Linked DNA regions of Homo sapiens: all the other regions are linked to region 1. The links are chromatin contacts, found by Hi-C or POLR2A ChIA-PET in ENCODE. All regions are on one chromosome and are shown on one strand. Each heading gives the region's core, a stretch centred on a gene start or an enhancer-like site at or near the end of the contact. The rest is flanking DNA. Distances are from core to core; before and after follow the strand shown. Region 1 overlaps LINC00673 (long intergenic non-protein coding RNA 673). Region 2 has its middle 220 kb from the start of CASC17. Region 3 overlaps CDC42EP4 (CDC42 effector protein 4). Region 4 holds the start of MTNAP1 (mitochondrial nucleoid associated protein 1). Region 5 holds the start of SSTR2 (somatostatin receptor 2).

The links. Hi-C counts contacts between places; a loop is a spot of excess contacts on that map. ChIA-PET counts read pairs that join two places held with the same protein, here RNA polymerase II (POLR2A). Pooled maps may share reads with other maps.
Region 2: a loop to region 1 is called in a map of PC-9, with 24 times the contacts of the local background. The contact joins two enhancer-like sites. A Hi-C loop is called at or near these places in 1 of 168 maps with a recorded cell type or tissue (PC-9) and 2 of 50 pooled maps. POLR2A ChIA-PET finds 5 or more read pairs at or near these places in 1 of 52 experiments (AG04450).
Region 3: a pooled map shows a loop between it and region 1 (4-fold over the local background). The contact joins two enhancer-like sites. A Hi-C loop is called at or near these places in 4 of 37 single-sample maps with no recorded cell type and 4 of 50 pooled maps.
Region 4: a map with no recorded cell type shows a loop between it and region 1 (10-fold over the local background). The contact joins the promoter of MTNAP1 here to the enhancer-like site in region 1. A Hi-C loop is called at or near these places in 8 of 37 single-sample maps with no recorded cell type and 5 of 50 pooled maps.
Region 5: a loop to region 1 is called in a map with no recorded cell type, with 10 times the contacts of the local background. The contact joins the promoter of SSTR2 here to the enhancer-like site in region 1. A Hi-C loop is called at or near these places in 9 of 37 single-sample maps with no recorded cell type and 5 of 50 pooled maps.

Annotation. Positions count from the first base shown.
Region 1 is chr17:72,419,886-72,422,918 of GRCh38, forward strand. It overlaps LINC00673 (long intergenic non-protein coding RNA 673), which reads right to left. Exons shown (of 4, transcript NR_152516.1): 3 at 815-1,181. Among named protein-coding and RNA genes, the nearest start is that of LINC02003, 79 kb to the left of the region's middle. RefSeq lists enhancers at 1,062-2,261, 1,652-1,711, 1,762-1,891, 2,505-2,914, 2,995-3,033. Within about 2 kb of position 1,451, at least 15 of the 41 ENCODE cell types and tissues checked have a DNase peak (open chromatin) inside an H3K27ac peak, as active enhancers do; they include PC-9, where a contact is called at or near this core.
Region 2 is chr17:71,422,810-71,425,842 of GRCh38, forward strand. No RefSeq gene overlaps it. Among named protein-coding and RNA genes, the nearest start is that of CASC17, 220 kb to the left of the region's middle. Within about 2 kb of position 1,427, at least 5 of the 41 ENCODE cell types and tissues checked have a DNase peak (open chromatin) inside an H3K27ac peak, as active enhancers do; they include PC-9, where a contact is called at or near this core.
Region 3 is chr17:73,282,522-73,285,554 of GRCh38, forward strand. CDC42EP4 (CDC42 effector protein 4) reads right to left here. Exons shown (of 2, transcript NM_012121.5): 2 at 1,103-3,033. The coding sequence ends at 2,909. Among named protein-coding and RNA genes, the nearest start is that of CPSF4L, 22 kb to the left of the region's middle. RefSeq lists an enhancer at 2,226-2,782. Within about 2 kb of position 1,389, at least 10 of the 41 ENCODE cell types and tissues checked have a DNase peak (open chromatin) inside an H3K27ac peak, as active enhancers do.
Region 4 is chr17:73,231,183-73,234,215 of GRCh38, forward strand. MTNAP1 (mitochondrial nucleoid associated protein 1) reads left to right here and starts at 1,251. Exons shown (of 6, transcript NM_001351264.2): 1 at 1,251-1,307; 2 at 2,038-2,143. It overlaps VCF1 (VCP nuclear cofactor family member 1), which reads right to left and starts at 1,212. Exons shown (of 4, transcript NM_001098832.2): 1 at 904-1,212. The coding sequence starts at 1,124. RefSeq lists an enhancer at 1-705.
Region 5 is chr17:73,163,608-73,166,640 of GRCh38, forward strand. SSTR2 (somatostatin receptor 2) reads left to right here and starts at 1,403. Exons shown (of 2, transcript NM_001050.3): 1 at 1,403-1,681. RefSeq lists an enhancer at 528-777 and a silencer at 1,318-1,657.

The DNA of each region.
Region 1 (3,033 bases), core at 201-2,700:
AAGAAAGGGAGAGAAGGCAGAGGAGCTGCTCTCTGCAGCTGCCAAGGGCAGGCTGTCTGCTCATGCTGGAGCCCAGACAAAGCACACCCACCCGGTGGTGATTTATCAGCCGTGGGAGGCCCAAGAAGCTCTTAAGCCGCAGGTGGGTGCCTGTAAAGCCACCCTCCCTGGGGAGCACAGACCTCAGGCCTTGCTCTGCTGCTAATCACCATAAGCACCCCGGTGCCTCAACCCCGATCTGGGTGGCCCTTAACCACTCCCAAAGCCCTGTCACATGCTCAGTGATCTCAGCCGGCCTCACATAAACCCTGTCAAGTAAGCAGGACAGGTGTTGTTATTATTCCCACTTTACAGATGGGGAAAACTCTGGGGGAGCAGTTCGATGGCTTGCTCAGGGCCACCCAGGGAGCACATGTCCCAATTCCTCCCATAGACTAGGCAGGCAAGTGGCATCGCCACTCCCTCTGTGCTGCCTGCCAGCACTTGAGGGTTTTACAAAGGTGGCAACAAATACCAGGGATGTCTCTTCCCCCTGGGCCCTGGGTCCCTTTTTGGACACTGGGGAGCCTGACTCACTAAAACTCCTGTGTCTTTCTGTTCAATCATCCTCCCTCCTCCTGCTTGACAGTTTGGAAGTGGAGGGGCAGGGCCCTGGCAGGAGTAGACATAGCTTGTGCCCAGGCTGAGCCTCCCCCAGGAGCAGTAAAACATGCCTTTTGGGATCTGAGAGGAGAAGCTGCCCATTCTGTACTTTTCCAGACGTGGAGAAAGAAAGGAGAAGGCAGAGCAGATTTGAACTCCTGGCTCAACTCACCAGCCCTGTAGAGGTCCTCAGAGATGAGCCTTGTATTTCACTAAGCAGCCCCAGGAAGCGGTTTGGGGGACTTCAGAGCAGAATGGAGCAAGAGGAACACTGCCCTTGTTGGGGGCCGGAAGTCGGTGGGGTGTGAGTTAGTGATCCTCAGGTCAAGGGCCTCCACGGGAGGATGGGACCCCTGGACCCACATAACCCACGCTTCCCAAAGGCCTTCACTGCAGATTCGACGGAGCCGCAGGAACCAGGACTCAGGAGGTGGCACCTGCAGGGCCGGGAGGAGAGGGACATGCAAATGAGGCCAGGCCATCCACAGCCCACTCCTCCTGGAAGCCCAGAGTCTGGCTGGCAACTTGAACCTGATCTTCTAAACAGGACAAAAAAAGAAAAAAAAGTTGTGATTTCCCCTGACCAACCCATTTCTTTTTCCCCCTTCCCCAACCCCTGTGGAATTTGCACCCTCAAGAGGCACCTGGGGAGCCACCAGCAACTAAGAGTTCAAGGGGCTCCTCTGCATTTGGGGTCAGGCAGAGAGGAGCCACAGCAAGGGAAGGTGAGTGGACAGTTGCAAGCTGTGAAAAGCCAAGTTGCCTCCAGGCATCTAGGCCTGCGTTTGGTTCCCATGACACTCTTACTGGCAGCGTTAATAACTAACCACGTCCCAGACAGGTGCTGGCGGCCTAGCCTTAGGAGTTCTTGTTCAGGGCTGGAAATGAGTCACTTCCCTTTTATAGTTTGCTAGGAGACTGAGTCACCCAGGGGCCGACCCTTTCACACAAGTTCTCACACCCTGGCCAACTAATATCCATGTTCATACCCTAGACCTACCCATCTACCAGGTCAGCCAGGCCCAGTGGGGCTGACCCTCATGGTCTATGTCAAACAGCATCCCCAGGAGTGACCCAGTCCCTGCCTTTTCCCTTTGTCCCCCTACTCTCTCAATGGAGATGGCCCACTCACTGTCCCAAGAGGCAGCTCCTGCCTGGGCAGCTGTCTGAGAAGGACAGAGTCTGACAGGTAGGCGCCCATGCCCAAGGCCCAGTTAGATCCACCTCATCTTTGACCTTACTCTAAACATTGCTCTCATACGTCCTCAATCCTCTGTTTGGAAACCAAAAACACCAGAAGTGGAAAGTTCCAGAGCTGATGAACTAAAGGACAAAACTGCGATGCAGCAAGTCAGCTTCAACCCTCTCGGGAAGGGCAGAGGCTGAAAGCAGGTAAACTGAGGCCTGTGACTGTTAATACACTCCCCTACTTCAGGAGTCAGGTGGGAGGCAGGAGAGGTAGGTCATCGAGTCCAAGGCTCTGAGCACCCACATTCGTCAGGTGGCTCTGGTGTCAGTCTCTCAGGACTAATCTCCTGATAGACAACAAATAAACATCATTAGAGAAAACAAGCTCATATGCATTTTTCAGTAACCCTTCTTTCCCCACTCTCGTATGGCCTCTCTTATGTTTGCCAGCAGGTGGGTACCCATGCCCAAGACCCAGTGACATCCATCTCACCTTTGACCTTTACCCTAAACATTGCTCTCATAACTCCTCAACCCAAGGGGTGCATTTGGTCTTTTTTAATTTAAAAAATTAATTTTTCTTAATTAAAAAAGAGTGTATGTAAGAGAAAAAGAAATAATGAAACTAAAAAACAGGAGGTTAAAAAAAAAAAAACCTCCCCGAAATAGTTTGGGGATTTACTTTTTTTTTTTTAATCCTCAGAAAGTCCCTCTTGCTACCTGGTTTCTAAAACAGACAATCAACAGAGATGACATCAGATTAAACAGCACTGGGTGTCTCACTGCCAGGGGCTCCAGGCAGGTGTGAGACTGACAGGTTGAGAAAAGATGACACTATTTCTTCCCTTAGAAGATGAAAACCAAGGAGGAGAAATGACAGCAGAGGCTGAGCCCCGGGTGTGGTGGGAAACGTGACACCCTGCCAGCCGTTGGCCTTTTGGGTGAACTCTGCTCGCTCCTCTGCATGGGACGACACTGCAACCCGGCGCTTGTTAGTTCCCCCATCTCTCAGGTATCACAGCCAAACTCACCCCAAGGGCTCAGAAAGCTCAGCCTGTGGCTGTCTCACCTCCACAGAGCCCCCTGGACTTTCCAAGCCTGCATTTTGAACTCTGTTGGCTGCGGCCGTGGCTTTCACTTGACCTCTGCAGAGAGAGAGGGGCTTTCCCTGGGACACACGTCTTGCACATAGCAGCTAAGAGC
Region 2 (3,033 bases), core at 177-2,676, 1.0 Mb before region 1:
CTGGCTAACATGGTGAAACCCTGTCTCTACTAAAAATACAAAAAATTAGCCGGGCGTGGTAGCAGGCGCCTGTAGTCCCAGCTACCGGGGAGGCTGAGACAGGAGAATGGCGTGAACCTGGAAGGCGGAGCTTGCAGTGAGCTGAGACCGCGCCACTGCACTCCAGCCTGGGTGACAGAGCAAGACTCCACCTCAAAAAAAAAAAAAAAAAAAAAAAAAAAAACACAGAAAATGCTCACATACTCTAATAATTAGAAAGATACAAAATAGCACAAGATATCACTTCACACTTCTTAGACTGAAAAATAAAATAAAAGGTCTAGTAATACTTATTACTGGAGATGATATGAGGGAAATCACAGCACTCACACACCATTTTGAGGGGAAAATTAGTGCATTAACTAAAAGAACAATTTGCTCTTTTCCCTCCAGGAATCCTCTCTCAAATGTCTTTTGACTTAACTCCTCAGGAATCATCTTCTAAGACGTTCTCACTCATCTCCCAGATGATATTTGCATTATAAAGTCCACCTGCAACTTTTGTGCATTTTAACCTCTACCTTCAGCCAGGATGGACATCAAAATGATTTTAAAATCACCACGAAATTTCATAATCCATGAAAGGATACTCATTTCCTTACATTCTATTGCATTAACTGTTTTGCAATTTTGTGGAAATCTATTTCAGACTTAAGCATACATCCAAGGATCAGTTATTGCACATAAAGCACAGACCACCTCAGTGGCAAACTCACTTTGGCTGGCAACGAAAGCAGATATGTAAAATGCTGCCTTCTCCATAGGAATAAGGGAATGAGCGGGAATCCCCCAAATCCTCTGCGCACATAAGGTTCACTTGGTGCGGCTCTTTAACTTCTATTTTATAACTAACCCACGTGGAAAGATTTTTTCCACATTGAAATCAAGATGGGCGGGATTGGTTTTGTTTTAACTAGTTTTCCTTCATATGTGAGATTTCTAGCATATAGCCTGAGAAGTCGGGGGCAATGAAATGCATATAGTGTAGAAAAGGGATATAAAAATTTCTTGTTTTAAATTTTTTTCCCATGTCTGTAAACACTCCATTTCACCTGGCAGAAAAGTTGTTCATGACCGAAGGCTCCTAGGCAAAACAGGTTTGGACCCAAAGGAAATAAAGAGAACTCTTGTCTTTCCTGTCATGCAGAGTGATTTTATATGCACTAACCCAGTGACTGAGAAGAGGAAGATTCTGTCCCTAAGGTGGCCTGTCCCGGCTGGGGCAGGTGCAACTTGCAGGGTAAATCCCAGAGGACCCAGCTATGGCCTTCATTCTCAGCAGACACTGCTTTTGCAATCACTTTTTATCTGTGAATCCTTGCTGGAGAAATAAGAACAGTCTACAGCTTCCTGTGTGATTTGCCACTTCTCCTTGTGGACGACAGTCATGTCTGCAATATGCGCTGATTTTATCAGGAGATGTATTTAAAGGCTAGTGGTTAATGCTGTATTAACATGTGATGGGGTAAAGGAAATAGGGTGCAATTTTTCTGCCTTAGTCACTCTCCCAGGCATAAGATAGAGTAACACAGGTGTGTCTGATCTCCCCAGGGGGTTGATTATCTCACAATAACCACATCCTCTGTAATTCGCTTACTACTATTTTTTTTTCCCAGGATCAGATACAAAGAAGTGATTTAGGTGATTGGATTGACTGACAAAAAACTGTCAGCCAGTCTGCACCATGACATTTTAAAGGATAATATCTACTTTCTGCAGGTTCAGCCACCAATAGGCTAGTGTCAGTGTCAGCAAATTAAAGGCTTCCTGGACCAACTGGGCTTCTGCAAAAACGTTTATGTTTACATTTCCAATGCCCTTTTCATAGGCAATTCAAAACCTAAAACCTAAAAGTTTTCACTACTCTTAAGAGAAATAAAGGGCAGGGAGTTGGCATCAATCCCCACCTGAGAAACACACTATTGTTTGCCAGTGCTTTATGATGGATTTGAGGGAGGTCAGCTGCTATTCCTAGATTAATCTAGCGAATCAAATGCAGTAACGATTTCTCTCTTACATTCTGACTGAGACAGAGAAAACCTAAGTCCAGAAGGTTGTAATCAAGAGATAAGTGACTTAGGGGATAATTTCATATCTGACTCTCAGATACAGTGATTGTCAATATTTCAATTTCATTGAATTCAATTTAAGAGATCACAATAATGTTTATCTCATTTGGACTGAGCACTTTTGGAAGTCTATTCATTAGTATAATGCTCAATAGTCTTTTGGAAAACAAAATTAAATAGAGAATTATGGAGAAATGAGTACTAATTTAGCTAAAGATTGGTTTCCATCTGATGTAAGAGGGTGACATGAATGAACTTCTGGTTACAGTCATCCTTAAATGCAAAAGGGTGAAGTTGTATAATGCTTCCTTGTTCTTTTAGGTGGATACAAAGTACCTTACATTTTAAATAAACTGTTGTCTTCTATATAAATGCTCTATTTTTCTTTTGATTTAATGGTCCCTAATCATTGAGTTCTTGTTTTCATCTTTAAAACTTAAGGGTCTATGAATGTTTTGGAGACATATTCTGTAATAAACTTTAAGAGTCAAGGATGCATTGGTGAAGCAAAATCTCTGCTCACATCAATTCAATATCTTATTCTAGTCAGTCAAGTGTTAGCCTTGGGTTCAAGGTAGGTTGCTGCCTTAGCAGTGGGTACCAGGGCTTTTACGATGGCAATTCTGTGCAACACCAAAATGTCATGACTGCAAACTCATTTCCTGGGCACTTTCATGGACAAATATATAATAACATGGTACACTGGCACACTGAAGCAAAGCTTTGCAACAAGCCAACCAAGCACTGGTGAAATCAACTAAGTTGAAGCAATTGGAATGATGCAACAAGGGATGATCAGAACCATTTTATATTACATTTATTCTAATCTCATTAGATTTTCTAATGGGTTCGTGTTCAGCTGTTCTCTAAGAAGATCCTTGCATTCTCCATTTTTCTCATATCCATGTAGAAGTTTTCATTCAGA
Region 3 (3,033 bases), core at 139-2,638, 860 kb after region 1:
TAGGGCAGGGGCAGGGCAGTGGGTTCAGGGGCCACTAGACCCTCACCCCCTGACTTTATATCCCGAGGTTTTGATGTGCCCAGGAGTGGTGGGGTGAGAAGGGCAGGAGTTTTGAATGAATTCTGGGCATTAGAGAAGGCGGCCTCGAGGCTTATCTGATCATCTTTCTCCATCTGGAAAATGGGGATGTGGAGCTTCTATCTCCCTGAGAAGTGAGGTTGAACTGAGGACCTGCCACTTGTAAGCTGATTTTCCAGGCTTAACGGTAAAAGGGGAAAGAGGAGGTGGTAGCCCCGCTCCCAGCATCATGCAGAAACTGCCTTCAGGGCCAGCCACTTTCTGGTGGTGACAGTTCCGTGCACCAGGACACCAGGGGGCTGGGGAGAACACAGTCACTCTCATCCTAATCACAACTGTATAAAAAGCCCATGTCGACCGGCACGGTGGCTCACACCTGTAATCCCAGCATTTTGGGAAGCCAAGGTGGGCGGATCACTTGAGGTCAGGAGTTGGAGACCAACCTGGCCAACATGGTGAAACCCAGTATCTACTAAAAATACAAAAATTAGCTGGGTGTAGTGGCGCACGCCTGTAATCCTAGCTAGTTGGGAGGCTGAGGCAGGAGAATCGCTTGCACCTAGGAAGCGGAGGTTGCAGTGAGCTGAGATCACACCCCTGCACTCCAACCTGGGCGACAGAGTGAGACTCCATCTCAAAAAAAACAAAACAACAACAACAAAAAAAAAAAACAAAAAAAAACAAAAAACCAACCCCCTCCCCCACAAAAAGCCCATGTCACTGTTTCTGTGCCTCAACCCTCTAAGAGTGGCAGGATACCCATTTTACAGAGCAGGAGAGGGAGGCACAGAACAGCTAAGCGACCAAGTGCCAAGGGCTTCCAAGAGATGGCAGTTAGGGACACCTGAGTCCCCAGACTCTGAAGGGGCCTGCCCAGGCAGACAGCATCGCAGGAAGGGCGGGTCCTCACGGACAGAGAGACAGAAGCCACCTCAGGCCCCCCTGGACAGCTCTAGGACCTGGGTCCAGACCCCACCCCCATCCTGAAATAGCCCTCCCAAAAAGCAGAGACAGACACCAGGCGTGCTTTAGGGCTTTTTTTTTAATGTTTCCTCACTGTTTTGACAATATCATGAAAAAAATCAGTTTAGAATCTGGAATTGGCCTGGACGGGATTCGAGGGCAGCTGGCGGGGGCTGCATAGCCCCTGAGGTTCCTCCCCCACCATGGGACCTAAGCTATTGGAAACAGGAGCACCAACAGGGCACCGAACCTGGAACTAAGTTAGTGTCTAGAGTCAGGCAAGAGAGGAGAGTCAGGCAAGAGAGGAGGGGCCGGGCCACAGTCGCCATGGGGACGCCCCTGGCTGTGGTTGGTTCTGTGTCTCCCCCTCCCCTCACTGGCTACATGGAGACAGGGAGGTGGGTCAGGCTGTTCCCAGGACAGAAAAATAACCGGCAGTCAACCTCAGGGCTCATACCCGAGCTTCTGCTCAATCCCCTCGGGGACAGTTACAGGACTCAGAGAGAAACGTGAATTTCAGAAAAACAAATCATTTTTCACATAAGTGTTCCAAATATTGCGTGGGGCATATTAATGCTAGAAAATTATCTTTTGTTTACCTGAAATTTGCGTTTAACTCAGCACTCTGTTTTGGTTTTGCTAAATCTGGCCAACCCTGGCCTCAAAAGTCGGTGGGGGGAGGCCTGAGAAAAGAAAGGGAAGTAGTCAGTACTGAGGGTATTGAGGGGAGGGAGGGAATAACTCAGCCAAAAAGAAAAAAAAGGCTTTCCCCCCATAGGAATGATATATTATTTAAAAAAAAAATCGTTCTCCAAAAATATTCTGCACTGGCCTTCCTCAGTTGTTAATAGCTATGGGAGGTGCGTAGGGAAAACACACACACCAGACACCCACCCCATGTCATTCTAAATAAAGTTGGGAAGCACTAAAGTTGAGCTGGTGTCTTTGCCACGGATGTCCCCAGACTCCAGTCCGCTAATCGCCACCAGACTCCAGTCCGCTAATCGCCACTGTGAATTTTGAAGAGGAGGCTTAGTATAAAGGTTTTCTAAAAGGATTGATTCTCATTCTGAGGCAGACCTATTAACACCATCCTGATATTGCTCTATAAGGATTTAAACACAATAATAAAGAACAAACAAGCCCCTAGGGACTGAGCGAGTGCCCTAGCCCTGTTCCTAGTGTCATCCTGGAAGGGTCCCTTCTTGCAATTCACGAAGCCTGGGGGGCTTTCCTTCCATTCTCCATCCTGTTCTCTTCCCCTGGAAAGGGCTGCGTTTAGTGCACATGCTCGCAGCTGGCCCCCCGTCCAGCTCAGCTCCAAGGGGCTCCAGATTTCCAGGGCAGGAGCTGGGGTGGGGCAGGGAGGGGCTGAGAGGCAAGACCGTCTCCCTCCTGCTGCAGCTGCTTCCCCAGCAGCCACTGCTGGGCACAGCAGAAACGCCAGCAGAGAAAATGGGAGCCGAGAGTCCTTAGCCCTGGAGCTGAGGCTGCCTCTGGGCTGACCCGCTGGCTGTACGTGGCCAGAACTGGGGTTGGCATCTGGCATCCATTTGAGGCCAGGGTGGAGGAAAGGGAGGCCAACAGAGGAAAACCTATTCCTGCTGTGACAACACAGCCCTTGTCCCACGCAGCCTAAGTGCAGGGAGCATGATGAAGTCAGGCAGCCAGTCGGCACCCATGCCAGCCCCCTACGTCCTCCGAAGACCCGAGGGCCAGGCCAGTGTCCCTCATCTACAAGGTCCAGGGTCCATGGTCTGAATCAAGGGTCCTGGCTGCCCCTGCGCCGTAGGGTCAAAGGTCATAGTGGGGTGGGGGCAGGGAGAAGATGCAGCCAAGAGCTCCCGGTGGCCACCCACTGTCCGCCTCACACACGGATTTCATCCTCCTCCTCCTCATCCATGAAGGAGAACTCCTTGTCTGGCTGTCTTGAGACAGCAGCCCGGGCCCTGTCCGGCCCCCGGAAGGCAGGGCTGCGCTCCTCCAGGATGC
Region 4 (3,033 bases), core at 1-2,500, 810 kb after region 1:
TAAACTCAGAATACTTTTGAGAACTTCAATCACATGAAATAATTATTTCAGAGAAGGATCCTTGTGGAAAGACCGTAACAGGAAGAGCATTCTGAGGTAACCTTTCCCAACTTTCTCCTCCACACATTCTTGCAGAGGAAATTAAGAGAGAGAAAAAAATTAAGAAATCCCAACTTAGTCCGGACTCTAGTAGTACATGTCAAGCACAGAACCCCTAATTTAAGACCCGCGTCCCGAGGCCAGGCTCCCTCGGGAAGGTAGCGAGTGCATCGCGATAAAATCTTTCCTCCCGCCTTCGGAGTCAAACGGCCCCGCAATCCAAACAGTTTAGAATCCAGCTTGTTCTTAATGCCACAGTCAAGAGAAGATCCATAACCCGCCTTGGTCATCTGCCCTTCTGTGTTCACAACCGTTCAGGGCACAAGTTCTTCGGTCTAACCGAATCTTTCCCTGCTGCGGGGTTAAGCCCAACCTTTCTTTCTGACCTTGGGGAGCCGGCAGCTCCCCGCCCGGTGCCCTCACAAAAGCCTTTGGGGGCTCCCTCTCCAAGATGAGACGTTTATCCCATCCCCCCACCCTCCTAAATTTAGGACAGGAAAGCTTTAGGGCCACCGTCTCTCTTCCGGGACCGATCACACTTCGTTCCAAATAGGAAAAGACAGGGGGGAAAAAAGATGGAGGGGCGGGAGACCTGGACCCCGGAGAGTCACCTTCCAGCTACCCACAGGAACCAAGCATCCGATCACTCGCGCATCCCTCTCCCCTCCTCCCCCGGCCCGCAGTGCACCCCACAGGGAGCCCCGCCGGGTCCACTCTTGCTCCGACCCCCATTTCGCGCGCCCCCTCGGCTCTATCTCCCAGATCCTCAGGCGACGAATGGAAAGGGGGTCCCTTCCCTCTCACCTGGGACGGAGGCGCTCGCTCATGGCAGCTGGCGGATGGAAGCTACGCGGCGCCGCTCCGCGAAGAGAGGGAACAGAGGGGGTTGTGTTTCGGCGGCCGCCACGCCCACCCCCTCGGGCCTTGGCTCTCGCAGCCGCTCGGGTGGACGCAGCCGGTGGCGAGTACCCCTCAGTCGGACCCGTACCACCACTACTTCCGGCGTCTGCTCCGCGCCCCCCCATGTCGCTGCCGCCGTGGTACCGCCCTCTCGCGGCTGCGCAGTGGCACCATCCCAACCGCACCGACTGGTAACCCCGCCCACGGGAAGAGGCGGGCTCGGAGCGGGAGGAGCGACTAGGAGCTTCTGGGAGAAAGGACCTCCCCTGGGGTGGCAGAAGCGCTCGCCTGTTCACAGCCAACGGAGGGTACGGTATAAAAGTCAAGCCAGGTTTCAAATAAATTCAATTATGTCATAATAATATCATACAAGTATTTGAGTTGAATCCGTGTAACATATTTTAAAACAGGCGGACCTATCCGGCAGTGGTGCAGACGGCCTGACGAGGTTCCTTGGCCGGGGGTTGGGCAGGGGCCTGGGGGGCTTCCCTGGGGGGCTTGTCGCCGGGGCCGCCTGGGCTTTCAGGTCTTCCGAGGTGAGGACGGTGCTCTGTGGGGAGCTTGCAAGGGCGGGTTTGTTTTCCGCGGCCCACGTTCTAAGTCTGGGGGAGACTCTCCTGAGCGGAGAGGGTAGGGAATCGGGTGCCGGGGCCGGCGGAGGGTCTTCCTGGAACCGCAGGAGGAAATCCTCGGTGGGGCTGCGGGAACGGCTGTCCCTGACCCAGGAGCTGCCGGGCCGACCCCATCCACTCCGCAGAATCAGAACAGCTGGCAGAATCAGAACAGCTTTCAGGGAAAGGAAGGGTGCGGGGAGGTGGGCAGGCTGGTAACGCAGCGGGAGGAGGGAAAGGCGGCTGGAGAGCGCCGGAGGTGAGGGTGAGGATTAGTGGAACTATTGAGGTCCTCCTTGAGCCCGGAGGCTGGGGAGGTCTTAACTCTCTGCTTTCCGGAACCTGTGTTTCTATTTGGTTCAGTATCGTGCCGCGTTTACTCACTGTGCATGCTGCCAAGTCACCTGTCTGATCGTGTCCTACACAGGCTGACATTCACGTTTCATTCTGCCACACTCGGGAACGGTGATCGGGGAAGCATGGGGATCCGGGAGAAGCACCCACAAAACTAGCATCCTCCTGGAGGAGCTCGGGTAAGAAAACAGACACCCACGTATAGACGTTATCGTGGGAATGTACCGGGATCTTTCAAGTAGGGTTGAGTGTGAGGTGGAGTGGAGGCAGAAACGTCTAGCAGGTGTCAAGCCCTTCCTAACGTTGTTAGCCGAAGGTCCATGGACTGGCTTCATTTGTGTGTATTATTGTAAACAAACAGTCTGTGGCTTTCATCCTGTTAGTGTGTACCTCCAAAGAAAGAAAGAATGATGGCTCACGCCTGTAATCCCAGCAGGCTGGGCGCGGTGGCTCACGCCTGTAGTCCCAGCACTTTGGGAGGCCGAGGCGGGTGGATCACCTGAGGTCAGGAGTTCAAGACCAGCCTGGCCAACATGGTGAAACCCCGTCTCTACTAAAAATACTAAAATTAGCTGGGCGTGGTGGCGCACGCCCTTAATCCCAGTAATCCCAGCCACGCGGGAGGCTGAGGCAGGAGAACCGTTTGAACCTGGGAGGCTGAGGTTGCTGTGAGCCGAGATCGCGCCACTGCACTCCAGCCTGAGTGATAGAGCAAGACTCCATCTCAAAAAAAAAAAGACCAAACAACAACAAAGTAAAAATGATTACTGTAATCTGTTGGCAGAAAACAGTTTTGTTTTGAAGGACTTCGTACAGGATAAGGTGGGTTGGTTGCTTTATTGAATGGATTGGTGAAGATTGTGTCTATTTTGTAAGTGGTTTCAGTCACCCTTTTTAATCTCTTTGGTAGTCAGAAGATATTATCAGTTGTAGTACTGAATAATATTTAAACGTTTATATCTAAAGAATTAAGTGAACAAATATTGTATGCCAGGCTCAGTGCTAGGTTTTTACATACAGCTGTGTGCAGGATAGATATGTTTCCTGCCCTCTGGAACTTTATAGAAAG
Region 5 (3,033 bases), core at 153-2,652, 740 kb after region 1:
ATTACTATTACCTCTCTGCCTCTCCCTCTTCCCACTGACGGTGAGCAGACACAGCCCTCTTCCAGTGAGCTAGCCACCCCAGCCCTTCCACTTGCATACACATGTCTAAAAGAGATGCTGGCTCCCAGATTGACTCCTGGAACTTAAGGCAATTGCAGCTCAATTTCCATCTCACCCTGAGCTCCAGGATGCCAAGATTTAAGCCCTATCATGACCAACGTCTCAGAGAGAGATGGAAACTCCTGATCCCCATCTCACAGTGGGTACCCCAAGATACAGCTTGGCCCAGATAGAAGAGAGAGCTGGCTGCTGCTGTACCTGGTGGTTGCTTTTCCATGTCACTCATCTATCTCTAAGGCTCACCCCACCTGCCACACAGCTTCTGGACTTTTACTTTTCCCTGGTGAATTGGAAATCAGATAATAGGATGGACAAATCAAGGCAGCTCAGCTCACAGAGAAAGCTAGTTGGGGTTTGCTTTCTGTTTTCACATCCTCTAAAACTGTACTGAGGATGGTGTGTGTGTGTGTGTGTGTGTGTGTGTGTGTGTATACCTATGTACTTGGAGGAGGGTGAGGAAGGGGAGGCTGCAGGATTGATTATGACTTATTAAACTATTGGAAAAGAGGCTGAATCATCACAGTCAAAAATAAACAGCTGCAACTCCATGCGACTCCCACTTCTTGCCTGCTCCCCTTTGCTCCCTCACAGCATGTAGGAGAGACTGTGCTGGGTCAGACCAGCAGGTGCTGACTGACGTGGCTACAGCAAGGGGACCACCTGTATGGCCGCTGCACCTCCAAGCTGTGGGACGCAGGGACAGCTGGGACCAGTCGACGTCCACTGGCCCTCTGATGGCTCCTAGGACTGAATCTTGGACTCCAGGTGCGGGTTTACACTCCCTGCGCTCATTGGGAACTGCATGGAGAAGCGCTATCCCCTGAGCCCTTTTTCTCCCTACTCTTAGCCTGGCCCTGCGCCCTGCGCCCGGGGCTGGCCCACGGTAAACACAGCTTTGCTAACTTGTTTGGCTAAGGAAATCACAGAGGTCCCGGTATAAGTCTGGGTCACCCCGGCCGCCACTCCAGCTGCCTAGAATATATGGGTGGAAGGGAATCGACTCTGTGAAATCAGAGGGAAAATAGCGCTTGTCCTTGCCATGAGTCTTGAGGAGACCGAAAACGCTTAACCTTTTACGCCCCCGCAGGCGGGTCCCCTCTCTCCCCGCTCCCCGGCTGTCTGTAAGCTCTGCCTGCGGCCACCCGCAGGCGTTTCAGCCGGTCTCACCCCTGTCCTTCTGCAGGACCCGGGAGGAGGGGTTGGGGGGGCGGAGCGAAGCCGCTGTGACGTAGCGGGAGGGGGGCGTGGGGAAATGTGCCGAGGGGCCCGGGCTGGCTGGGCCAGTCCCAGCGGCGCAGCCACCCATGCGCGCGCGCTCGCAAGACCACCAGCGCCCAGAGCCCCAGTCTGAGGCTTGGCGCCGGGGGTCTGCGGGCGAGGGGAGCTCTCTACGTGCGAGGGGCTAGCGGGAGCCGGCACAAGAGGGTCGAGGAGCCAGGAACCCCAAACGTCCGGCGCCAGGCGCTAGCCAAGCTGCTGCGCGCCCCGGCGCCCAGCTGGCTCGGGGACAGCCGCTGGGTGTCGGAGACCGGAGCTAGCGGATTGCAGCGGAAAAGCAAAGGTGAGGGGTGTGTGTGTGTGTGTGTGTGTGTGTGTGTGTGTGTGTGTGATAAGAGAGATGGAGGGAGCGAGAAGCGCACTTGGGCACCTGTGTGCATCTGCGCTGATGGTGGTGTGCCCATCCGAGTGCCTGAGCTTAGGTCCCGGTGCGTGATTCTCCGCTCTTGTGCCTTTTGGGGTGATTGTAGTAGGAATGAACGACAACGGGTACCCTTGCCTGAGTAAGGGGGCTGTGGGTAGAGTGTGCTGGAACGGACGTGTCCTCGCAGCCTCATGCCCGTGTGCGTGGCGTGTGCCCTTTAGCCCGAGATTTCAGGTAGCTGCGACGGGTGACAACTTCTCTCCCAGCCCCCTACAAAAGAGACCTGGCGCGAGGGGAGCGAGGCCGTGAGATGCCAGCTGGGGCTCCTGCGGGAGCGCACCCGGAGATCCGAGCCTGCCAGAGGCAGGCGGCGGGCGCAGAGCGGAGAAAGAGGGGCTTCTCTCCCTAGACGCTGAACGATCTAGGATCCGTCCCCGTCCCCCACCTCGGGACAGAAAGGACAGTTTGTCTAGGTTTGGAGAGAAAAAACCACTGCATAGGCCGTGCCCAAAAGCCGCTGGCCAAGTCCCCCAAGCGACTGTCTTCTGCGCCCCGATGTCTCTGTCCTCAGCGCCCCCCCCCCACACCCGGCACCCCTGCTGTGCGTTTCGATACTGGGCGTGCTGGCGCCACAATCTCCGCTCTTGCCTCGTCTTCCTGGAAATGGCACAGAGTTCTTTGGGAAACCCTTGCTCTGAGGATCAGCGAGTTGGATGGCCAGGAGGAGGACTTTCTGTGCCAGCCGGGAGCAACCGGCTCCGCGGTCCTGACACTCGCCCCTCCATTTCTCAACCCCGTAGGCCAGCACCGCCCCGGCTTTTCCCAGGCGCTCACGCGCCGCGGTGGCCCTCAGGGGCTTTTGTCACCCTGCCAGTGGGGGCTCTCGCTCTAGCCGCACAGAGACCAAGCCGGGTTCTGCAGGCCCTGAGGGAGGCGGGGGGTGGGAAGTGAATGCGGGAAACATGATGGGGAGAGGAGAAACTGAAGCTGAGTAGGATTTAGGACCTCCCCTGATGTCGGGTCGCCATCCCAACACTCATTTCTTGGGCTGGTAATCACAGCCCCTATGTAAAAGGGGGGCGGGGGGGGCAGGTGCGTGAGACCATTCTCACCCTCCTCTCTACAGAGCCTGGACATGGTTCAGAGGAAACCAACCACTAGCCATTTCCAGCATCTAACAATTCTTGGGCTGGAAAAACAAAGAATGCAGAAAACGAAACTTCCTTGTACATTTAATTTAACCACAATTCATCTAGAATTGTCTGCCTGGC